2 separate regions of the Mus musculus genome follow, and region 2 is linked to region 1. A link is a loop called in an ENCODE intact Hi-C map of the cell type or tissue named here. Cell type or tissue: left cerebral cortex. All regions are shown on one strand. Each heading gives the region's core, and the rest is flanking DNA. Links, peaks and the distances in the headings are about the cores only.

Region 1 (2,899 bases), core at 117-2,616:
CAGGAACTTTGGGTTTTAATAGGTTCTGGTCTAGTTTGCTTTTTGTTGCTATGATAAACACTATAACCAAAAGCTACTTAGAAAAGGGTTTATTTGGCTTGCACGTCCACCTCATAGTCCACGCTCAAGGGAAGCGAGGCAGGAACCGGAAGCAGGAACAGCAGAGGCGCCGGGGCCTACCGACTTGCTCTCCATGGCTTGCTCAGCCTGCTTTCTTATACAACTCAGGACCACCTGCCCAGGGGTGACACACCCTCTGTGGGCTAAGTCCTTCCGCACCAATCATTAATCAAGAAAAATGTCCCTCAGACATGCCCACAGGTCAGTCTGTCAGAAGCCACTCCTCCGTTGAGGTTCCCTCTTTCTAGATGACTCTAGTTTGTCACATTAACAAAACCTAACTAGTACAAGTTGTGAAACAGCTGCCGCCGGGGAAATAAAGAAGTAGTGGCTTAACACAGTTTGCTTGTGTGAGTCGGCGGTGTGGCCTGAGCCATCTCCCCTCTGTTCTTTGTTTGCTCCGATGGCTTAAAGCTACCGAGGAGTCACTGTGTTGGCTTGGTCCCATGTTCTGCTGTCTGATCTAAGGCCCCTCACCCAGCCCAGACCTTGGGTCTCCCAGGCTAGCCGCGTAGCCGAGTAGGAGTTCCCAGGTAGATGGACTTCAGGCGTGGGTCCCCGCCACCAGGAACACAAAACACTGGGAACACAAGAGCTCCCAGATCCAAGGGAAGGAAACAGACTCCAGGGTCTGAAGAGGACTGTCCACCCCATGTTGTAAGAAGTGGATGAGGTTCAAGAGCGGGTGCTGCTGTCTTTGGGAGATACACTCTGTCATTTGTTTCTGTGTGGTCAGCATCCACTGTTGTCCTCTTTCCCTCCTTCTTAGTCCTTTGAGTGATGGGAGCACACGCCGTGCCTGATGTACCGAGACCGCAGCTGGTGGGTGCTCTGCAAACCGACCGGACAGGCGCGGCTCAGAAATCAGGTCTGTGGTACTTGGAGCCTGAGAAACCTTTTGATGTTCCAGAGAGAGGGGCAGATGCGGGCCCCGCAGGGGGTGGGGGCTGAACAGCAGGGCTGGCTTTGCAGTAGTGACCAGAGGGAACTTTCCTAGATACATGAGGACAAAGACCCTTGTGTGGGTGGGGACTTTAAGAATTTCAACCCCACTTCGCGTCCAGTACCCGTACCGGTACCCTGTCCCCTGTCTTTTCAGTTTTCCAGACAGCACATTCTATTTCAGCGAGGGGGTCTGTGCTGTCGTCATTCTTGAGCCTTTATGCCCACACGGAGGGTCTTCCAGATGGTCCAACTTTTTCCGGCAGCAGCTGGCTCCTCTGCAGGGGTCGGCTGCACATTCCTCACCGCCTCCTCGCCCCTCCAGATTTGCAGCTTCCTACCCTTCCTCCGTGGGAGCACTTTCTGAACCTGTGCAAATTAGAGAGAAGTTGTAGCTCTCCTGGGTGTTGCGGACTATGTCACAACCCACACTGTGTAACCATCGGCAGCCAGCCGTCCTGCGGCTCAGCCGGGCTTCAGAGAGCACACTGGTAGGTCTTCCAGGAGCCTTGCGGCTCTGCCTTGGAAGAGGAAGGCGATCTTGTGAGCTTTGATGCCATCTAGTGGACACATTCAGGCCTGCAAGGACTGACTTCTGCTTTTGGTCCCACATTTTCCTTTTGGACCTCCTGTTTGTTTCCTTTTCTAAAATCTTCATTATGTTTCTTTCTGTGTGGTAAGGATTCTCACCACTGTCTGAGTGGGTGACAAGGACAACTTGCAGGAGATGATGCTCTCTTCCATCATGTGGGCTCTGGGGATCCCACAGATTTGGCAACAAGTGGCTTTACCATTGAGTCAACTTGCTGGTCCATTGGCCAGGTCTACCAGTGAGCCCCTCCTCCCTCCTCCCCTTCCCTCCTTCATCTCCATCATCTCCACCACCACCTCCACCACCACCATCATCATCACTGTCATCACCCTTCCTTCTCTTCCTCCTCCTCTTCCTCCTCCTCCTCCTCCTCCTCGACCTCCCTCCTTCTTTGAGACAAGGTCTCAGTAGACAGCTCAAGCTAGTCTCAAATTCATGCTCCTCCTCTTGAGAGGTAAGATTACAGGGTGGTACCAAAAGTCTGTTGTTCATGATGAAGCAGAGGAAACAATACAAATGCCCTGCACTAGAGAAGCTTCTACCAACCACACTGCAGGACAGTGTAAGCTGGGCACGGTGGTTCACATCTGTAACCCCGCATTCAGGAAGCCAAAGTGGGGGGATTGCTTTGACTTTCAGGCTACCCCTGAGTTCCAGGCCAGTGGGCTCTGGTCTCCCCTTTCTCTATCTCCAAACATCTGCTCTTATTTGTTCATTTACTTTTTGTTCTTTGGGGTTTGTTTGTTTGTTTGTTTGTTTTGGATGATGTTTGTTTGGTTTTGAGACAGGGTATCTCTATGTAGTTGTACTGGCTGGTTTTGTGTCAACTTGACACAGGCTGGAGTTATCCCAGAGAAAGGAGCTTCAGTTGGGGAAGTGCCTCCATGAGATCCAGCTGTAAGGCATTTTCTTGGTTGTTGATCAAGCTGGGAGGGCCTATCGTAGGTGGTGCCAACCTTGGGCTGGTAGTCCCGGGTTCTATAAGAGAGCAAGCTGAGCAACCTAGGGGAAGCAAGCCAGTAAGCAACAGCCGTCCATGGCCTCTGCATCAGCTCCTGCTTCCTGACCTGCTTGAGTTCCAGTCCTGACTTCCTTGGTGATGAACAGCAGTATGGAAGTGTAAGCCGAATAAACCCTTTCCTCCCCAACTTGCTTCTTGGTCATGATGTTTGTGCAGGAATAGGAACCCTGACTAAGACAGTAGTCCTGGCCATCCTAGAACTCACTGTGTAGTAGACCAGGCTG
Region 2 (2,899 bases), core at 282-2,781, 180 kb before region 1:
ACACGTGGTGGTCTGTAGGATCTGCTTTCTGGTCTCCTTGTTTGCACTTCATACCCAAATCAGTGATTTTGTTCTCTACAGAGCCTTAAGAGAAATACAGGTAATGTCCTCAATATCCACCCCCTAGAAAGAACAGACAAGATCTCCCAGTTGGGAGATCCGAAGCAATGGCCTGTGGCCTAGCTATAACCAGTGCTGTGTTTCTACCTTCAACTCATCCTTACCAACATCCTTACCCCATCCTTACCAACCTGACAGTTAGTGCTGTCACCAGCCTGACATTAAGGCTGGCCACCCTTTGCCTAGAACAACTTAGCTCAGTGTGGCCATGCTAACCAAACCTTTTAGCTTTGTCAGCAACAAGTCTGATTTGCAAATAAGAACTGTGCTTTCTTACTCAGGAGTTAGGAGAGGAGAGTGTGAAGCACTCAGAGCTCTCCACCCACCTTCTTCTAGCCTTCTGGTCTCTCATCTCTCTAGATGCAGCCTTTCTAGTCTGCCCCCCCCCCCCCCAAGCAGTCCCCGGGTAGCCAGCCTGGGTCACCTGTTCTGTGTGTGGCCTATGCCCTACCCAGTTTTCTCAGTTGCAGAACTCATGGGTTGGGTCCTTGATTTGCTGTTCTGCCCTCTGTTTCCCCGCTGCCTGTTGGCGCCTGTCTTCATAAAGTTTTCCCAAAGAAAAGAGTGAAGACCAAGGCTGGCCAGGCTCTGTGGCTTCTATGGTTTCTCCTAAAGCCAGCTGTTTTGTCTTGCCTCCATTCATCCTTTCCTGGGGTTAGAGTTGAGTGGTCGTAGCCTGTTGCTTCTGATCTCTTACCCCAGACAAGCCCCTGTCTAACATGAAGATCCTGACTCTTGGGAAGCTCTCCCAGAACAAGGACGAAGCAAAAGCTGTGATTGAGAAACTCGGAGGCAAGTTGACAGGATCTGCCAACAAGGCCTCCTTGTGTATCAGCACTAAAAGTAAGTTCAGTGGTTCAAATGTGGTGAAGGTTGGTGTGGCACAGCTAGGGGTCAGACTCACCACTGTAGCCTGATGTAAAGCTAGGATCTGTACTGTAGTATATGTGTTCACAGTGGCTCAGTCCCGTAAGCTTACACTGCTCCCCAGTGCTCCATGGGGTATCCTGGGTCCTCTGTAGGTAGGTGGAGGTTATTAATTACTTTGTAGTCTGGTGATGGAGCCCAGGCCCGCATTTATGTTATAGACTTTCCTGCTGAGTGTTAGGGGTCTGGGCCTAAGAGTCCATTTCAGTTGTGTGCCTCCTGATACCACACTCAAGGTTTAGAGAAGGTAGCCTCCCTTGGCTTTGCATACCCAAGGGGCAGCCAGGCGCTGGAGCGTGACTGCTGGGATGAGATTCAGCTATAGCTTGGGAGAGAAGTTGGTGGTGATGGGGTCATTGGCGTTGTCGGGCTGTAGTGAGGATGCGTTCAGTCTATCGTTGGGGTTTTCCTTTCTCCCTGTCTGGTTGTAAACAGAGGAGGTGGAGAAGATGAGTAAGAAGATGGAGGAAGTGAAAGCGGCCAACGTTCGAGTTGTGTGTGAGGACTTCCTCCAGGACGTGTCTGCCTCCACTAAAAGCCTCCAAGAGCTGCTCTCGGCCCACAGCTTGTCCTCGTGGGGGGCTGAGGTGAAGGCAGAGCCTGGTGAAGTGGTGGCCCCCAAGGGGAAGTCAGCTGCACCCTCCAAGAAGAGCAAGGGTGCTGTCAAGGAGGAAGGTGAGGCCCAACTGACCTGCCTGTGACTTTTGTTCTGTCCCTAAGTGCTGCAGCGAGCAGTGTCCTTCAGTGTTAGCGGACACAAAGCAGCAGGCCCTCGGCAGCAGGTGGTGTGCGGCGCCATGACACGTGGCTCTGGAAACTCTCCTGCCTTTGTCTTGGTTGAGTCTTTAAGTTCCTCTGTCCTTTCCTTCCAAGGTGTCAACAAATCTGAAAAGAGGATGAAATTAACTCTGAAGGGAGGAGCAGCCGTTGATCCTGACTCTGGTGAGTGGTCAGAGCCTCCCCGTGCACCCCAAGAGATTAGGAGATATCTCCAGTCAGTGTAGCCAGAAGGGAGCAGGCCAGTCCTGGAAGCATGTGGGTCAGTGGGGACCTCTAAAGGTGGTGTGACATGAAACTTACTGGGGACACGTAGGCCCACAGAACCCTCTATTGCACCCTAGCCCTTCAAGGGAGAAAACTATAGGAGCTTTGCCTCTGGGGCAGGTCTGGAACACTCTGCACACGTCCTGGAGAAAGGTGGGAAGGTGTTCAGCGCCACACTTGGCCTGGTGGACATTGTGAAAGGGACGAACTCCTATTACAAACTGCAGCTTCTGGAGGACGACAAGGAGAGCAGGTGAGCCCAGGCCTCCAGACCGAGTGTGTGCTGCCTGCCTTGGGAAGGCAGGCCACTGCAGGGCCTGAAGCAAGAGGAACCTTCACAAAAACCCAGTATTTGAAGTCTCCCCATAAGGAATAGCCACTATGGCTGTTGGTTATGTTGCTGTGCTCAGCCATCACAGTGTATCTTCACCACTCCTACTAGGCTATTCTCTTAGCCATTCAAAAGACAAAACAAACCCATGGTTTATTATGGAACACGTTAAGATTACATTTTATTCTTTTTGTTTGTAACCCTGGCTCTCCTGGAACCTTTGTGGGCCAAACTGGCCTGGAGATCCACTTATTATTGCTTCCCAAGTGTTTCGATTAAAGGTGTGCACTACCACACCTGGCTTCACATTTATTGTTCTATGCTATTCACTGCTTTTTGGGATGATAGCGATAGTTTCAGTGTGTTTAGCCATCCTCTCAGAGTTGTAGAACGCTTGCCTAGTGTGCTCAAGGCCCTAGGTTCTACCTGCAGCACCTCTCAACCAACTCATGAGGGAGAGAGTGCGCTTTTAAAGCT

What was found. Hi-C counts contacts between places; a loop is a spot of excess contacts. Peaks named below come from ENCODE experiments on the same cell type or tissue, not always from the same donor. Only the 100,000 strongest peaks of a DNase experiment are listed, where the experiment ranks them.
Region 2: it touches region 1 in a loop (2.1-fold over the local background); 2 of 42 quality-filtered maps call a loop at or near these places.

The regions. Positions count from the first base shown.
Region 1 is chr1:180,762,490-180,765,388 of GRCm38, forward strand. It overlaps Gm38293 (a long non-coding RNA gene), which reads right to left. Exons shown (of 2, transcript XR_865779.2): 2 at 75-1,431. Among named protein-coding and RNA genes, the nearest start is that of Gm38293, 4.7 kb to the right of the region's middle. In left cerebral cortex, for the core only: a CTCF peak has its summit at 1,630 (motif pointing left); a DNase peak (open chromatin) is centred at 1,610; H3K4me3 peaks cover 501 bases.
Region 2 is chr1:180,586,439-180,589,337 of GRCm38, forward strand. It overlaps Parp1 (poly (ADP-ribose) polymerase family, member 1), which reads left to right. Exons shown (of 23, transcript NM_007415.3): 9 at 823-963; 10 at 1,483-1,722; 11 at 1,921-1,989; 12 at 2,212-2,344. Mir6904 (microRNA 6904) reads left to right here and starts at 763; the gene lies at 763-829. In left cerebral cortex, for the core only: no CTCF peak of the experiment used is centred there; a DNase peak (open chromatin) is centred at 1,567.